Linked DNA regions of Mus musculus: region 2 is linked to region 1. The links are chromatin loops, found by intact Hi-C in ENCODE. Cell type or tissue: left cerebral cortex. All regions are shown on one strand. Each heading gives the region's core, and the rest is flanking DNA. Links, peaks and the distances in the headings are about the cores only. Region 1 overlaps Chl1 (cell adhesion molecule L1-like). Region 2 overlaps Chl1 (cell adhesion molecule L1-like).

Evidence for each region. Peaks named below come from ENCODE experiments on the same cell type or tissue, not always from the same donor. Only the 100,000 strongest peaks of a DNase experiment are listed, where the experiment ranks them.
Region 2: a loop joins it to region 1, with 2.2 times the contacts of the local background. A loop is called at or near these places in 2 of 42 quality-filtered maps.

What each region holds. Positions count from the first base shown.
Region 1 is chr6:103,669,914-103,678,260 of GRCm38, forward strand. It overlaps Chl1 (cell adhesion molecule L1-like), which reads left to right. Exons shown (of 27, transcript NM_007697.2): 9 at 5,060-5,244. Among named protein-coding and RNA genes, the nearest start is that of Gm52915, 18 kb to the right of the region's middle. In left cerebral cortex, for the core only: a CTCF peak has its summit at 4,686 (motif pointing left); DNase peaks (open chromatin) are centred at 3,371, 4,620 and 6,987; H3K27ac peaks cover 680 bases.
Region 2 is chr6:103,603,021-103,611,367 of GRCm38, forward strand. All of the region lies in intron 2 of Chl1 (cell adhesion molecule L1-like), which reads left to right. Among named protein-coding and RNA genes, the nearest start is that of Gm24784, 18 kb to the left of the region's middle. In left cerebral cortex, for the core only: no CTCF peak of the experiment used is centred there; no DNase peak of the experiment used is centred there.

The DNA of each region.
Region 1 (8,347 bases), core at 202-8,201:
AATCCCTAGATTTTACAGCTAGGCTTCTTATCAGCTAGCTTGTCACTTCTTTACCTATTTATTCTAAGTTCTTTTACTTGTTTGTTAGTTAACTTTCATTCCCCACCCACACACATCACATCTCGCTTTTCCCAGAGTTCTTATCTCCTCTCAGAAGTCCCACCTTCTTCTTCCTGCCTTTGCTATTGGCCACCATATTTTTATTTTACCAATCAAAAAGAAAGAGAGGGAGTGTTTACAAAACACCCAAGAAAAGAGATGCTTAACAATACCAAAGTTTGGCTTGTTATCAAGTCTCTGCTGGTTCGGAAATCAGATTGAATATAATACAGAAACAATCTTTACACAGTAAATAAAAACGTCACTCCAACACTCTATTTTATTTTTATAAAATAAAATACATTTTTGTGCAAAAGAAAATGTCCAGATGATGAGATTTAGGGGAAGCACACATCAAAAGCTGGTCCACTGACACTTCACAACTCCAACAGCAGAGTCCTGTCTCAGTTCTCCTACTGGAACCCTAAGGGTTGACCTTTTAGCATCTTTGAAAATTCTTGTCTTTGCTGACTGACTTACACATTCATGTAACTGGGGCCCTAGTCACATTCATTGTTTCTACAAGTATGCCTGCTGACTTGAGAGTCTCGCATCAGTAATGCGGTGGAGAAAGGCATTCCATCTTCCAGTTGATTCATTGGATATGTGAATGTTGTAAGCAATTGGGAGTCTCTTTAATCAGCTAGGATCTGAAATGTATTAAATAGTAATTAAGAGTAAAAATAAAACATAAAAACCACCTTTGTTCATAGTTCACTGAAAAGTCTAAATGACTTGTTTTTACATTAGATTGGGAGGAAAAGGAAGGATTTTATTTATTGTACAACTGCGATACTTTGCCCATTTCTCTTTTCAGCCAGGTTGCTTATCAGCCTTAAATCACCTCTGTTCAGTGATAAATCATTTCAATATGTTGTCACATGGCCTCGCTGGAGAAAGAGGTCTATGTGTGCTTTTATAAGGTATATTTTTATTTTATGTATTTTGACTGTGGGTATGCCTGTGCACTCTCTGTGTTCAGTGTTCACAGAGGCAAGAAGAGGCAATAGAAATTTAGAGTGTAGGGAGCCACTATGTGGATGCTGAGAATTAACCATGGTCATCTGCCAGAAGAGCATGTGCTCTTACCTGATAAGCCTTCTCTCTAGCCCTGGTCTGTCTTTTTATCTGAGAAGGTCAAACCCTTGCCCTCTCTGTAACTCATGGTTAACCACCTGGTGTCAGCATGGATTTGTAGTGGTGGACATTAAATTCTCTCATCCTTTGTTCAGCTTAACTCTTCAAGTCAGTCAAACCTGTTAGAGACTTTCCCTATCACTTCCTGCCAATTCTGTCATTTATTTCTGGAGGTGTCTGGCATCTGTTCATATGAACAGTATTGTCCTCCACTTATAAAGGTGGCCCCACGTGCCTTGTAGAGACTAGAATATTGGGGAAGGCACATAAGAAAAAGGCAATAGACATCCACAAAGAGTTCTTCTTCTTTGCAACACAAAGGTTCCTGATACTTTGTTAGAAGAAGAGATTACTCCCCTCTGCTCCCCACAATTGATCTGAGTTGGGTTATCCACTCTTTCCAGTGTTCCTTTGAATCTTCATTGTTGAATCTCCAACAATATTATTGAAAAAGTTTTTGAAAGGACTTCACATATATCTCAAGGATGTTTAAAATCACACAACTTATAGAATAATAAAGTACAAACTACTAATTATAGTGATAGCATACTGTCACATACATCATCAACTCAGTTTCCTCCTGACACTCCCTGGCTGTAAGTATTCCCATGTGCAAAAGAAGCCCACAGACCTCACACAAAAGCACAAGAGCTTTTCTAAGCTGAATGGAAAACGAAGCCCATTCATCTCTGTCTGCCCCCGACCTTAAACTCCTCTAGGAGTAACTCACATCAGCATTATGTTAGCCAAATGCACCCTTTCAGCTTAAACAGGGAAAACAGTGAGGAGTTTGCTTATATCTGCTCTGAGGTGGTTACATTAACCATTTGCCTAAGTAAATAATGATATTAAAGACATTTGGACTGCTAGCTAAGAATGCTTTCTGTGCAAGCTTGAGGACTTCAGATTGAGCTCTCAGCACTCACTTAAAAAGTCAAGTTGGTGTCACCTGAATTTTTGATCTTAGCCATTCTGACTTGTGTGAGATGGAATCTCAGGGTTGTTTAGATTTGCGTTTCCCTGATGATTAAGGATGCTGAACATTTTTTCAGGTGCTTCTCAGCCATTTGGTATTCCTCGGGTGAGGATTCTTTGTTTGGCTCTGAGTCCCATTTTTTAATGGGGTTATTTGATTTTCTGGAGTCCACCTTCTTGAGTTCTTTATATATATTGGATATTAGTCCCCTACCTGATTTAGGATAGGTAAAGATCCTTTCCCAACAGAATGGGGGACTTTTGGGATAGCATTGGAAATGTAAATGAAGAAAATACCTAATTAAAAAAAAAGTCAGATTGGATGCAAACCCACCTAGCAGTTGGCAGGGATGTGGAGGGGATGAGATTAATTCCAAGTGAGAGAGCAGAACACAAAACACAGATTTCCTCCTCTGACCTGTGCTTGTATGCACATATATGCACACTAACACGCCCAATCCTGTTTACACACACACACACACACACACACACACACACACACACACTAATACTACTAATTAAGTGAGGGAAGCTTCCAGAGACACATGCATGTTGGAAAGCTGGGAGCTTATAGATATCCTGGAAATGGTGAAGAGTTAACTGATATTTGACTCTCATTAGTTGAGAAATATAGTCGCATCCCTGCCACCTTATTGACAGTGAGAATGTGCTGTTTTAATAATTCACACTCACGCTGTGTGAAATGAAAGCGGAGTCATCATGAACTTAAGGATGGAAGCTTTCTATGGATCCTACAGCTTTCACCAAGAATCAGAAGAAAAGTTACCACCGTAAAAACTGAAACAAATATTTGAAGTTATGAAAACAGACAAAAATCATTAAATAGCTCAATGTTTCCTCAATCCATCGTTGTTCAGACTCTGTTAGCAAGTACTCCTTAAAAATAAAGCACAGAATCAAACAAAACAGAGCTGTCCAGGATAGAAGAGCTGTTAACCTAGCTGAATAAATTGTCCCTACCTGTGATGTCATGTTCACCGGATTTAAATAATTTAATTTGTTTATAAGAAGTGAGGAGATAGACAAATGATTTTTTTCAAGAACAGAAATAAAAGAAGAAATTCAGGAAACTGAGGTGCTTGCATTGCTAAAGCACAGACTCATGAAAATCTGTGTGAGAGGAACAGAGGCCCAGGGCAACCTGTCACTTGGCAGATGGCCATTTTGACAGATGGTATAAAAGGCAAGCAGGTAGGAGATTCAGAATCCCACCACTGCTTGGTGGCATGCTCTGTAGAATTCAACTGATAATCAATATACTCCCATATGTGTCTGTCTGACTGCAGTGACCATTTCCGAAGGATATCTGCTGAGCACGGGTGCTGGGCTTGGTCAAAAAGGAGATTGTTAGAAAACTGTGAGGTTAACCACTTTGGCTTTGACCGAAAAATAGCAAATGTTTGTAAGAAAGAACTTTATATTTACCTCCAATGTCATTGTTTCCTAATAACTGAGCTATTTTATTCATTATCAGTGTGAGCAAGTAATTTGAAATAACTGAAATAAAAAATTTGAGACATTGATTTAATTCTTGGGGCTGGGCAGATAAGATAGCTCAGTGGTTAAGATCACTTGTTGATGACCTGACTTGATTCCCAGTACCCACATGGTGGTTCATTACCATCTGGAACTCCAGTTCTAGGGCGCCCAATGCCTTCTCCTGGCCCCAAGGTCATCAGACACGCATGTAGTGCATGTACATACATGCAGGCAAAACACTCATGAACATATAATAATAATACATTTTGAAAAATTATTATATACTTCCTGACCAATGGCAAGTTTGACCACAAGCATAAGACTATACCGTTAGGAAGGATGGACTCTTATGGAACCCACTAAGAAAACAATGTAAATTTGAATCTGATAAGTCTTATTTACCTTCTGGGAGCATTGGGTTTGATAGTGATTAAATGATAACAGTAATCCATGTCACCCTGAGATTGTTCTCAGTGTAGTGACTAGAAACCAGAAATATGGTAAATATCAGAATTATGTGCTTTCCAATCCTGTAGGAGGAGAAAAAATAAGTTGTCTGCCACTTAGAGTTGCTTATCAGCAACACGATGAAGTCACAGTTTTCATTGGATGTCACTTTTCCACTCTCATTTTTATGAGAAGGGGGTTTTCCTCACATGTTGGCCCTAGATTCTGTTTCCCTTCATTGTGAGGCACGTGGTAAGGTAATCCTTGCCTTTTGTATTGCTTTTGTTTGTTTTGATCTTGTGAAGCAATCTCCCAAATGCTCCGGAATTAGGGAGATTCCGGGTTCTTGTCTCCTTCCCTCTTTCCGCAGAGCAGGAAATCAAGGTCTGTGCTGGGCACTCCAAGCTGTCCTAAAGTGAAAGAGCTGCTCCTCCACCCAGCCCACGCACTTGGCTCCACTCCTCAGCCACTCTAGCCAAAATTGGCTTCATTAGGATTCAAGGGGAAATTGTTGCCTGCCTCTGCTGGCTGCAGTGCCATGGTGTGGGAAGTCGCACAGGGAAAGGAGCTGTTGCTCTCTGACCACCACGGGGAGAATTTCACACCTGACAAATACCTTGTGATATTATTTCTCTGGACTTCAGTTATCCATTTTGCATACAGCTTCATTGATTCAGCCCTCACGTAGACTTAGCCTCCTTCCAGAACGGAAAAGATTCCTAGGGAGTAGACCATTAAAAGAGCTTATGATGAAACACGCTTATTCAAACTTGATATGTGTCCATTGGTAAGGCTGATAAAACTTCCTGCATATGTAAACTCAGCATGATAATAGGTACACCATGAGATATTACTTATAATTGACATTTACTTATCTATTCATTAATTATATTTCTTGCAGACCAACTCCACATATCCAGTGGAGCAAACCAGGTAGTGAATTACCAGAGGGAAGAGCAACAATTGAAGTTCATGAAAAGACATTGAAGATAGAAAACATCTCCTACCAGGATAGAGGAAATTATCGCTGTACAGCCAACAATTTGTTGGGGAAAGCCAGTCATGATTTTCACGTCACAGTAGAAGGTACGCCTTCCATGAGGATTTATGTTTCTACTTCGGAGTAAAAAAACAAGTGCATGCCATCACAGACCTTTGCTTCAACAATGCAGGTGTTAAAGCTGATCATTAGCTTGCAATTTTAGTTGTAATGTGGGCACTGAGTAACACTACACTTAATTAATCAGTCTTGTAATTTATCACCCCAAACCATATGGAAGGCATAAATGTCAAGAAGACAGCTTAGTCTCTAAACATACACCACCTCCATGGCCAGTTTAAAATGTCATTAAACCTAGCCTCCTGTAAGGTTTTATTGCATGAAATGGTTTTTATTATAATGCACACATGATGCTCATAAATAAGGTCATGTTTGTGAAATCAAACATTACTGCAAGGACCCTGGAAGGAGGTGGGGAGTGCTTGCTAATCTTGCCACTCAGTTTCTGTGTCTGTGATCACAGTCAGATGAATCGTCTTACATTTTTCCTCATTCGAGCCTTTTTTTTGTTCTGTACCCTGGTACTCAATACATCACTTAGAGTATGTATGAAGAGACCACATGGTGCAAATACTAATACTTTTTATCAAATAGTACCAAATATATTACTTTCATCTTCTAACCATAAAAACTGAACTCTTTTGATCAACTGAGATTTTCTGCCATTTTTTTTTATGAAAGGGGATAACATTTGAAATGTAAATAAAGAAAATGTCTAATAAGGAATGTAAAAAAGAAAGAAAGAAAGAAAGAAAGAAAGAAAGGAAAGAAAAGAAAGAAGGAAGGAAGGAAGGAAGGAAGGAAGGAAGGAAGGAAAAGGAAAGAAAGAAGAAAGGAAGGAAGAAAGGAAGGAAGGAAGGAAGAAAGAAAGAAAGAAAGAAAGAAAGAAAGAAAGGAATTAATTTGGTGATGATGGCATTACTCTCATGAGTAGCATTCACAATAATTAGATATCCAGGCTGTGGCTGCAGTGCTGGAGTTGAGGTTGCCTGATCTTGCTGTAAATTTGATTGACACAGACTCCTTCCTGAGGATCCAGTCACAACCAGGCTTTCTCTCTGGGGTTGAAGTAACTGTGGCAATAAGATAATGCAGTAGTCACTCTCTTGGACCTTTGTACTTAGTGCTGTGTTGGCTTACCAATGGAGGATGATTGTCTCTCCCAGGCTGCCAGTTCATGAACTAGAACTATAGGGTCTCCATTAATATTCAGATAAAGTTCTCTTTTAAAGCTTCATTCTGTGCCAGAAGCATGTCCATGGTGGCCTTTTGTTTTAATTAGTGGAAGAGAAAAGAGTTCCAAAGGCAAATTTCACTCACAAGTAAATGTTTCAATAATTGACTGAGTCAAGTCTGTTTGGACTAACACAATTTCTCAGCCCTTTCTATACTGTTTTCTTAGTTAAGGAAAGAACAGGAAAATTAAAAGGGAGGAATTTGTTTTGTTAGGATCAACAACGCAAATCTTTTTAGAACAGAATACAATGTTAGATATTAACATCAACATCTATCGATAATAATATATTCCTCTGACAATAAGTTATTCAAAAAGACATTTAGGGAAATTTGAAAGATCGCACTATAATTTTAGACATCAATTGACACTTGTCTATAATTTTTCCTGCATCTTTTGATGGAGATATTTTCCCTTGCCCCTGGTGCCTCTCTAGCACACACACACACACACACAGACACACACACAAACACACACTTGAACCACACATACATAATTATTAGCCGCTTCTAACCCTGAGTTGCTGACTGTTAGAAAATCCTTCCAGATGGCTGCTGCGTTGCTACGGTAGCTGAATATTTTAACAATCTGGCCTCGGTTTTCTTGACTATTAAGACTAAAGCTTTCAAAAAGAACTGCAAATGTTGCAAAAAATATTATACTAGTAAAATTATTTATGCAACTTAAAATGTTGACTGTAGGATTCCAAAGGGATATAGGTTTCTTGAACAAATTATCTCCACTATTTATAAAATAGCTATTAGTGGTTCCGAGATGTAAATATTATTTTTATTAAGAATATTGAATAATTTCACTTTAGTGAGAAAATAGTAAACATACACTCAGAAGCATGTTTCAGTCTCCTCACACCTGTGTGGGAACAGTTGAGCATCATCAAGAAGTGTTTTTCTCCCTAGAGGGTGAAAGCAGTAGCTATAAACAGCACTAATTATCAGGAGATCAGAGGCTGTCTTTATTACATTTTCTTTGTCTTCTTCTATTTCCCTCTTCATTTTCATTCTTTTATTTAGAAACCCAAATTTCTAAATCAGGACTGTCATGTGGCAGAATAGCAGTTCTCTCATGTATTTTGATTTTCTAGTCCATTGTGAAAATATCCCGTGTGGCTATGCACAAACATAGTTTGTACTCTAGCCTATCTGTCATTTTTCATCTCTATTCTGAAACTCAGGTTCCATCAACCTGTACATTAAGCTAAAGTAACCTAAATATGTAATCAGGTTGCAACTCAAATACTATATCTTGTATGTGAAAAACAGCTGATATCATCATTAGATGTTACTATAATTTCTGGGCACCTACATTATGGATTATTATATATACAGTCACAATTAAGAACCAGTGAAAAGGCCCAGTGGCAAAAGGGGCTTGAACTATATCTTTGGAATCTACATTAAAATAAAAGGAGAGAACTGACTCTCTAAAACTGTCTGCCCCAGGTACACCATAGTATGGATACACTCAAATAATAATTAATAATAATAGAAATAATAATAGTGCCTAAGAATGTCACATAAAACATCATTTCAGACATCAGTATATCAGTAACACTTAAAGTGATAAGAAAAGAATGAAAAAAATGCCCCACCAACAATTTTTATGTTGCCAACTTTGGAATAATTTTAGACTGTTCAATTTCAGAAACATAATATAAATAATCTTGCACACCTATGCAGTCCTTAATATTATCCAGGGTACCCTGCAGTATCTAAAGTCACACACTGAAAATCAGTCCAGTCCAATTTCTGATAGCATGATTTCCTTATTTTGAATCAATGAACTCATTCCCAAGAAGTTGGTAGAATGTTGACCTACTGTGCACAAAGCCCTTGGTTCAGTCCCCAGCACCACAGAAACAGGGTCTGATGGTTCCG
Region 2 (8,347 bases), core at 67-8,066, 67 kb before region 1:
GAATGCAGTTACATCACTTAAAAGCCCTTCCCAATACCATGAGGACTCCAGGAGGCTGATTTTCCAGAACCCTTTGCATACCTTCAGGGAAAAGAACAGATCTGAGACATTGCCTCTTAGTTTTGGGCTGCTCAGTATCCTCTACAGCAGTTGTGGAGCTGGGAGGAACCTTTGATAATCTCCCTTTCAGGTACATGGTATGATGATGATCTCTTGGGTCTCAGGATACTCCCTCTGCCTTCTAGAGGGAATATTACAATTTGGATGAAAGAGTCATAGTACAAGAATGGGTTTAGAAGTCTTCATGAGACCTATGCTGACATGGACAATATTAGGTATCGTTTGAATTTGTGTCTCTCAAAAGCCAATGCATAAAAGGTTTAGTTTCCTGTGTGTGATTAGTAAGAGGCAATAGACCCTCTAAGGGGAGGGGCCTACTGGGAGGGAGTCAGCTCTTCAAGTAGATTACAGCACTTCTTAGTCTCTGTTTCCTGGTTCATGATGTCAACAATTTATTTCAAACTTGGCTACCAGACTTTGCCATCTGATGCCTCCATTAGAGCCCTCCAAACTAAACTACCCAATTTTGATCATAAACTTCTATATCTGTGTGCTAAATAAACATTTTTATAAGTGGCTAGGTCACTTGGCTGATTTTGTGTGTCAACTTGACACAGGCTGGAGTTATCACAGAGAAAGGAGCTTCAGTTGGGGAAATACCTCCATGAGATCCAGCTGTAAGGCATTTATTTTCTCAATTAGTGATGAAGGGGTGGAGGGCCCCTTGTGGGTGATGCCATCTCTGGGCTAGTAGTCTTGGTTCTATTAGAGAGCAGGCTAAGCAAACCAGTAAGTAACATCCCTCCATGGCCTCTGCATCAGCTCCTGCTTCCTGACCTGCTTGAATTCCAGTCATAACTTCCTTTGGTGATGAACAGCAGTATGGAAGTATAAGCTGAATTAACCCTTTCCTCCCCAACTTGCTTCTTGGTCATGATGTTTGTGCAGGAATAGGAACCCTGACTAAGACATTTGATTATAATTAAGCAATTTTGCAAAGTATCTAGTTATTTTAAAATAAGAAAGCATTTAAAACAGTAGTTTTACGTTTAGTCTCTTTATAATTTCATCCCATGTTATTTGTCCATATTCACCCTATTTTCTGAACTCTTCCCAGAGACATGTTCCCCCAATTCTTTAATCATCCAACTTTGTGTACTGTTCTCGTTGTCATTGTTTGCTTGCTTTCTCAAACACATCAGTTCCAATGTGGGATGCCAATTTAATGCATGGTTTTCCACTGGATCACTGTTAAAGTAGCAGGGGCCACATTCTTAAAACTGATGATCTGTCATTTTCAAGTTAGCTTCTTGAGTGGGAATGGGACTTTGTACTCAGATCCCCTTTTTGTGTTGCTGTTTTGTCTGGCTTGAGCTTTCCCAAATCTTATGCCTGCTGTTGCAGTCACCGTGATCGTATAACTGTTCTAATGTTTCCTGAAATCACTGTTAACTTGTAGCCCTCCATCTCCTCTGGTTCTTATAATCTCTCTGCCTGTCTACTGTTGTGAATAGGAGGATGGTGTGCTATTTAGTCGCATTTAAGTGTCTTGTTTTCTGGGCCTTTACCAATTATTGCAAATATAAGTTTCTCTGATGAGGGTTGAGAAATATACTACGGCTACAGTGATAAGTTATTAGAACTTTGTTTAATTCTATGTTCCATAACAAGGCAATAGTAGTAAATTCCCCCCTAGGTCTTATGACATACCTGGGCATAGATTCTTGGCCATGACTATGGATCCAGGTTTGTGTTTAATGTAGATTGGCCCTTAATTACAAGGAGAAAGTGCTTGCCTACTCCCACGATGGCCATGTTACTTTTGGATCAGTATGCATGTCTAACCAGGCAGATCATTACTGTAACCCTCTCACAGATGGGTAAGATTGGAGATTACCTTTTTAAAAAGAAAATTGGTAATGCTCATAGCAGCTTCAAGAACTATGAAATCTAGATAGGAGAACTGATGTTTCTAGGTGAGTACCAGCTTAATACTCCCATATTTTATAACTTGAGTATATGATGTCTTCAGTTATAGGGTTTTACAGTAAAGATATGGTGTGTAACCTGATCAATAGTAATAACCTATATTGTTTCAGTTCTTTGATATTTCACTAGCCAACTACAAAAATGTTTCTCAAATCTATTCCAGACTCTGGGCTTTTTCTTTGTTAGTTTGTAGTACTTTGTAGGGTAGTTGCTGCCATGATATAGGGTAATTCCATTTTAATTAATTTAAATCTGTATATGTATATATTTTAGGAAGGTTATATTGTACTAAATAAATTTTCTGGCAAATTCTTTTTGAAGGCAAAACAAAACTGGATATCTTCTTCAGTATGTTTTCTCTACTTTCTTTCTTTCTTTTGAAACTGGGTCGCTTATTGAAATAGGAGCTCAACAATTTAGCCAAACAAGCTCCTGGTAGCATGCTATCTTGAAAAAAGCAGTGGGTTTATAGAGAACTCCTTGCTACTGGGCTCAGCTTTTGTACATGGATTTTCAGAATGGAAATTCCAGTCTTAATGCTATGACAAGTACATTACTGACTGAGCCATTTCATCACCTCTGAAAAAAATAAACAACATTTTTATAATTGGTAAATGTTTTTCAAATCTATTTCTCTTTTTAACTGCATTGAAAGGTTCAGAAGAGTCTATCATTTTATAATGTCCTTCTAATCACCATTAGCTGAGTAACTTTATGAGGGAGGATAGGAGAAGGATAATGAAAAGAACTAAGAGAGTTTTCCTTGTTTGGTTAGGCAAACAGTTTGGTTATACTTTCATGGGTAATAGAAAAAGATGACCTTTTATTCCCATTTTTTATTAGGTATTTAGCTCATTTATATTTCCAATGCTATACCAAAAGTACCCCATACTCACCCACCCCACTACCCTACCCACCCACTCCCCCTTTTTGGCCCTGGCGTTCCCCTATACTGGGGCATATAAAGTTTGCGTGTCCAATGGGCCTCTCTTTCCAGTGATGGCCGACTAGGCCATCTTTTGATACATATGCAGTTAGAGTCAAGAGCTCCAGGGTACTGGTTAGTTCATAATGTTGTTCCACCTATAGGGTTGCAGATCCCTTTAGCTCCTTGGCTACTTTCTCTAGCTCCTCCACTGGGAGCCCTGTGATCCATCCATTAGCTGACTGTGAGCATCCACTTCTGTGTTTGCTAGGCCCTGGCATAGTCTCACAAGAGACAGCTACATCTGGGTCCTTTTGATAAAATCTTGCTAGTGTATGCAATGGTGTCAGCGTTTGGATGCTGATTATGGGGTGGATCCCTGGATATGGCAGTCTCTAGTCTTCAGTGATTATGTAATGTCAGCCCGGTGGTGGTGGCTTTAATCCTTTAATCCTAGCACTTGGGAGGCAGAGGCAGGCGAATTTCTGAGTTCAAGGCCAGCCTAGTCTACAGAGTGAGTTCTAGGACAGCCAGGGCTACACAGAGAAACCCTGTCTCGGAAAAAAAAAAGTGTAATGTCATACCTACGCAAACTATTGGCTAGAGAATTTCATCCTGTCTACTCTCATAATCATTTTGAATTTTTTTCATGTTGCGTACTAGATAATGGGCTTCATTACATTTTTATATGTATATACCATTATACTTTTCTTATATTCACTCTCAAACAATCCTCCCTTTCCTCTCTTTCCTGCTTTTCACTGGTCCACTTCCTCCACTTCCAAAGTGTCCCCTTTGTATATGTGCAAGTGCATATATAAATATAATTGCATATACACAATATAATATATTGATTTAAATCTACATTGTGTAAATGATAGAAAATAAGATATTTGACCTCTCCTATCTCAGTCCTTATGCTGTTTCTCCCCTTCCCCTTTCCCTCTTTTCTCAGTGGAAACTTTTTAACTAATAGTATTACATTCTATAACCCATTGGTTCTCAATTTCAGTGACTTTGTCCCAGAAGACATCAGGCACTACCTAGAAAACTTTTGATTGTTAGGGTTTGTTCTGCTAAATTGAATATTTTCATGGTGGAGCTCAATGGTGTTTGTAAATTCCTCAACACACAGGACATTTTCACATTAAGCATTATTGTGCAATAATTATCCAGTGTGGAATTTCCAGTGTTCGGATTAAGAAATCCTGCACCTGTGTTAGATTTCTTAGTTTTCCTGGTAATTGTGTAGTGTTTCCAAATTATCCCTCTTTCCTTTACAAATAGCTGAGAAGGCTGGAAGTTCACATGTCTCCAAGAACATAGTCGGAAGATTTCTATCTGGGTCTTTGGGTCTTATAGTTGGCTACACTTCTCCACTTCCTACACTTCTCCGCTTCCTGCACTTCTCCACTTCCTACACTTCTCCTCTTCCTACACTTCTCCACTTCCTACACTTCTCCACTTCCTGCACTTCTCCACTTCCTACACTTCTCTGCTTCCTACACTTCTCCACTTCCTACAGTTCTCTACTTCCCTTCTCAACTGTGCTCTTTCTTTAGCATTTATATTAATGGTTAACTATCACCTACAGCACCATTGTGAATTCTTAAACATGATAAAGCAAAAAATTCCCCTCTAGTCGAAAATGTCATACTAGTGTTGTTACCCATATGGAGTTGCAGCCACATCCTTTATTCAGTTTAGTAAAAGGACCCGAGATGGTAGACTGTCTATATGTCTGTTTAGCTGTCCTGCAGTGTTCACATAGTAGGTGAGAACTATATTGTTTCTTTAAATGTGAGATTATTATTATTGTTGTGCTTAGATTATACTCTAGAATATGGACGGGCCACTGGCAATCCGTTAAAAGCTTTCACAGAAGAGAGGGAAACCTCCAAATTAAAAAAAAAAAATTGCTAAGTGACTGGGTTTAATTGAAACTTCTCCTTCACATTCAGTGTACCGAGCTACCTTATAAAATTTTGAATAATACGGGGTCTAATCAATCAGTTTTCCAATTTCCAATTCTCTCTCCTTCTCTTTCTCCTTCTCCTTCTCCTTCTCTTTCTCTTTCTCTTTCTCTTTCTCTTTCTCTTTCTCTTTCTCTTTCTCTTTATCTCTCTCTGTCTCTCTCTGTCTCTTTGTCTCTCTGTCTCTCTCTGTCTCTCTCTCTCTCTCTCTCTCTCTCTCTCTCTCTCTTTCTCTCTCTCTCTTTCTCTCTCTCTCTTTCTCTCTCTCTCTCTTTCTCATCAATGCAGGGCCATGTAACTTTGATATAGTAGCATGAAGCTTTCTAACTAAGACTACAACATCTCTGGATCTGTTTCTTGTGTGAACTTTTCTATCATCTGCCTGTTTCTCTTATTCATTATCAAAGTGAGATCGATAAATTTCTCATTATTTTAATGACTTACTTATCTCTCTCTGCGCTTTGCTTTTTTTCCCGTATATATTTTAGAGACCCCTTGTTACGTGCATGCATGCTTATAATGGCTACATGGTCCTCAGGAGTTGGAAAGTTTCTTGTTATAAAATGGTCACTGTTGTCACTCACATTAACACCTGTTTCTATTAAAATCTATTTTGCTGAATGTTAGAAGGGTGTTTTACTTTTCCAAGAAGACTTATTCTAACCTCATAAATATGTTTGAATCAAAATTTTTCATTTCTAGATGACATGATGCCAGGTCATGTTTTATTTTTAATTTACCTTCCAGTTTCTGTTTGTCATAGTATTTAATCTATGTGAAGTTAGTAATTCCATTGCTTCAATAGATTTGGTATCTGGCATTTTACTAGTTAGTCCTGAATGTGTCTATGTGTTTGTTTCCCAATTTTTCCATTACATTTGGGGGGAAGGGTTCAATAAATATTACCCAGCATATCATTTGATTTCTTGAGTTTATTTTCCTGTAGGTTACATTTCCTTTTTTAGAGTTGTCCTAAACAACTCCTGTCTAGGGCCAGCCATTGGAATAATGGCCATTCTCTCCTTTCTGCCCATAATATGTGTGACTGAGATCCACACATCACAATGATTAAGGATGGGACAGCTTATTACATGAGTGACTATAGTTTTCAGACATTTATGTTGTTGCTTATTGACTTCTCTGATCACTCCACAGACATCACTGTTCGTCTCGTATGCACTGCTTTCTACTTTGTGGGAAAAGATTGGCAAAGCTCATGGTGTCTGGGTGAAACTGGAAAGAAAGGGAATAAGTAACTCAACACAAATGTTCACTGTACTGTTCATTATTAAGTGGAGTTGAGAGGGAAAGGTAGGAAGGTGCCTTGTTATTAGACAAGATAGGGCTTTCAGTGATGACATTAACCTGAGAGCTGAATAATGATAGGGAAGCAGAGATGGGAATGAATTATTCACTCATATTGACTTATTTATTATGAAATGCAAACAATTCATTTTAGGTGTGCATAGAGGGTCTCACAGCATATCAACCTTCTATGTACTTAAGCCTGTGAAAACACACCACAGTACTGTGTGGCCAATACTTGTTCATTAAGAAGTCTATCTAACCTTTTCAATGACTGTGTTGTCTTAACCACATGTTGGTCCCTGGGCCAGTGGCAAAAGCTGAGAAAGCATTGAAAAGCAAATATGAAATATGCATGACTCAAAGAATATTCTCTGGCAAGGACCAGGAGGTGTTCACAGGACAGGGTAAATATGATTACAGTTTTCATAGCATGTAATGTCATTTGGGGAAATGGAAGTAGCTAGAGAAAATTATTCACAGGACAACTCTTGTCTGATGTTTTGTAAAGAAACCAGAGCAGCAATGCTTATCTTTATTTTCTTTTTCCAGTCTTAGTATATCTAGGGGCATAACTCAGGACCCCTCAATTTTTCCATAAATTTAAATAGAACTGAGATACTCTTTCAAAACATCTAGGCTGAGTGAATTGGATTGTAGTTTGGATGATTATGTGCTGTGGAATTGGAAAACTAACAACCTGTGGGTACTCTGCTCATTTCTAACCCCCCTGGAATTAGTTACGAGCAGTAAGTACACAGCACCTCGGAATCTGCTTTGGCCTTCTTGGATTAATCAAATAAAGCGCTATAGATTTTTATGCTGGAAATACTTCTCGTGTAAATAGAAGTGCCATGAGTATGGCTGCCTTAAACGGAGCTTTATCTTTTGGAAGGAGGAAGCTGTTTGGAAGCATGATTGAAAGGTTAACCTGAGTAATAGCTTGATCAGATAGCTTCACATTTTACGGTATATGATAGAACAAATCAAAACTGGAGTTGCAAGCCAACTATTTTGATGTGAAGATGGATTTTGAAAAACAACATAGTTCATTCTTAAGGTAGAGTCGTATCTGAATAACTGCAGTGTTTATTGAAATATGGAGAAGCCATACTTTTCTCTGAAAATATCCTTGGTATTTCGAAGTAGGATCACCAGAGAGAAGCTAGTGTATATTTTTAGACTGCATTTGAAATAGAGCATACTGAATTTCAAAGGTGATCAAAGGGATAAAAGGAGGCTAGAGTCGAGAATAGTTTCTAATTTTTAAAAAATATTCTTTTATACTAATTTGAAAAGTCAATATTCACAAGTCTTATTGTGTTCTTGATGGAAAATAAATTTCTTTGCAGCTGTGTGACTATGTAAATGATTTATAAGATACCACTGTTTACACATCTCTAAAATGGGGATAACAATGTAAAGATAGAGTACATTCCACATCTGACACTTGTCAGAAAAATGCTGAGCCTTGACTACTATACTAAAGTTTGGCAACAAAATACATGTCTCCTCCTACATAGGCCATTCCTGTAACGAACAGCAGCCCAGGGGTCCAGGGACAAACAGAAGCAATGGATCTGAGCCAAAAGACAGACTCAGTGGAACAGTAAATCTGTAACCTTGACCTCATTAGCAGCAAACTGTAACCAATTGCTAATTACCTTATGGCAACAATGTAAATTGCATGTGTGTATGCAAATTGTGCATGCGTGCTTGCAAATTCTTTGGGTGTTTGGCACCTGAAATTTGTAAAGATTTTATACAACGATGAGAAGTATAGAAAGTAGAGTCTCAAATGCATAACTGATATCCTGTAATAGAAAATAAAGATACAAATCTTAAGTAGTACTCATAAGGTATCCTTTGATTGGCCTTTAGTATTTGTGTCATACTTTCAGAGTTATTTAACTCAGGATCTACATAAAACACAGATTGTTGAAGAATATAAGTTCAACACTGCATCTATACACTACCAGAAACAGTATAAGCTTTTTCTTTAAAGCAGGGGTTCTCAGTTTATTAGTTGTTGTGACCCTCTTGGGGGGTTAAATGAATCTTTCACAGTGGCTGACTAAGACCATCAAAAACCCAG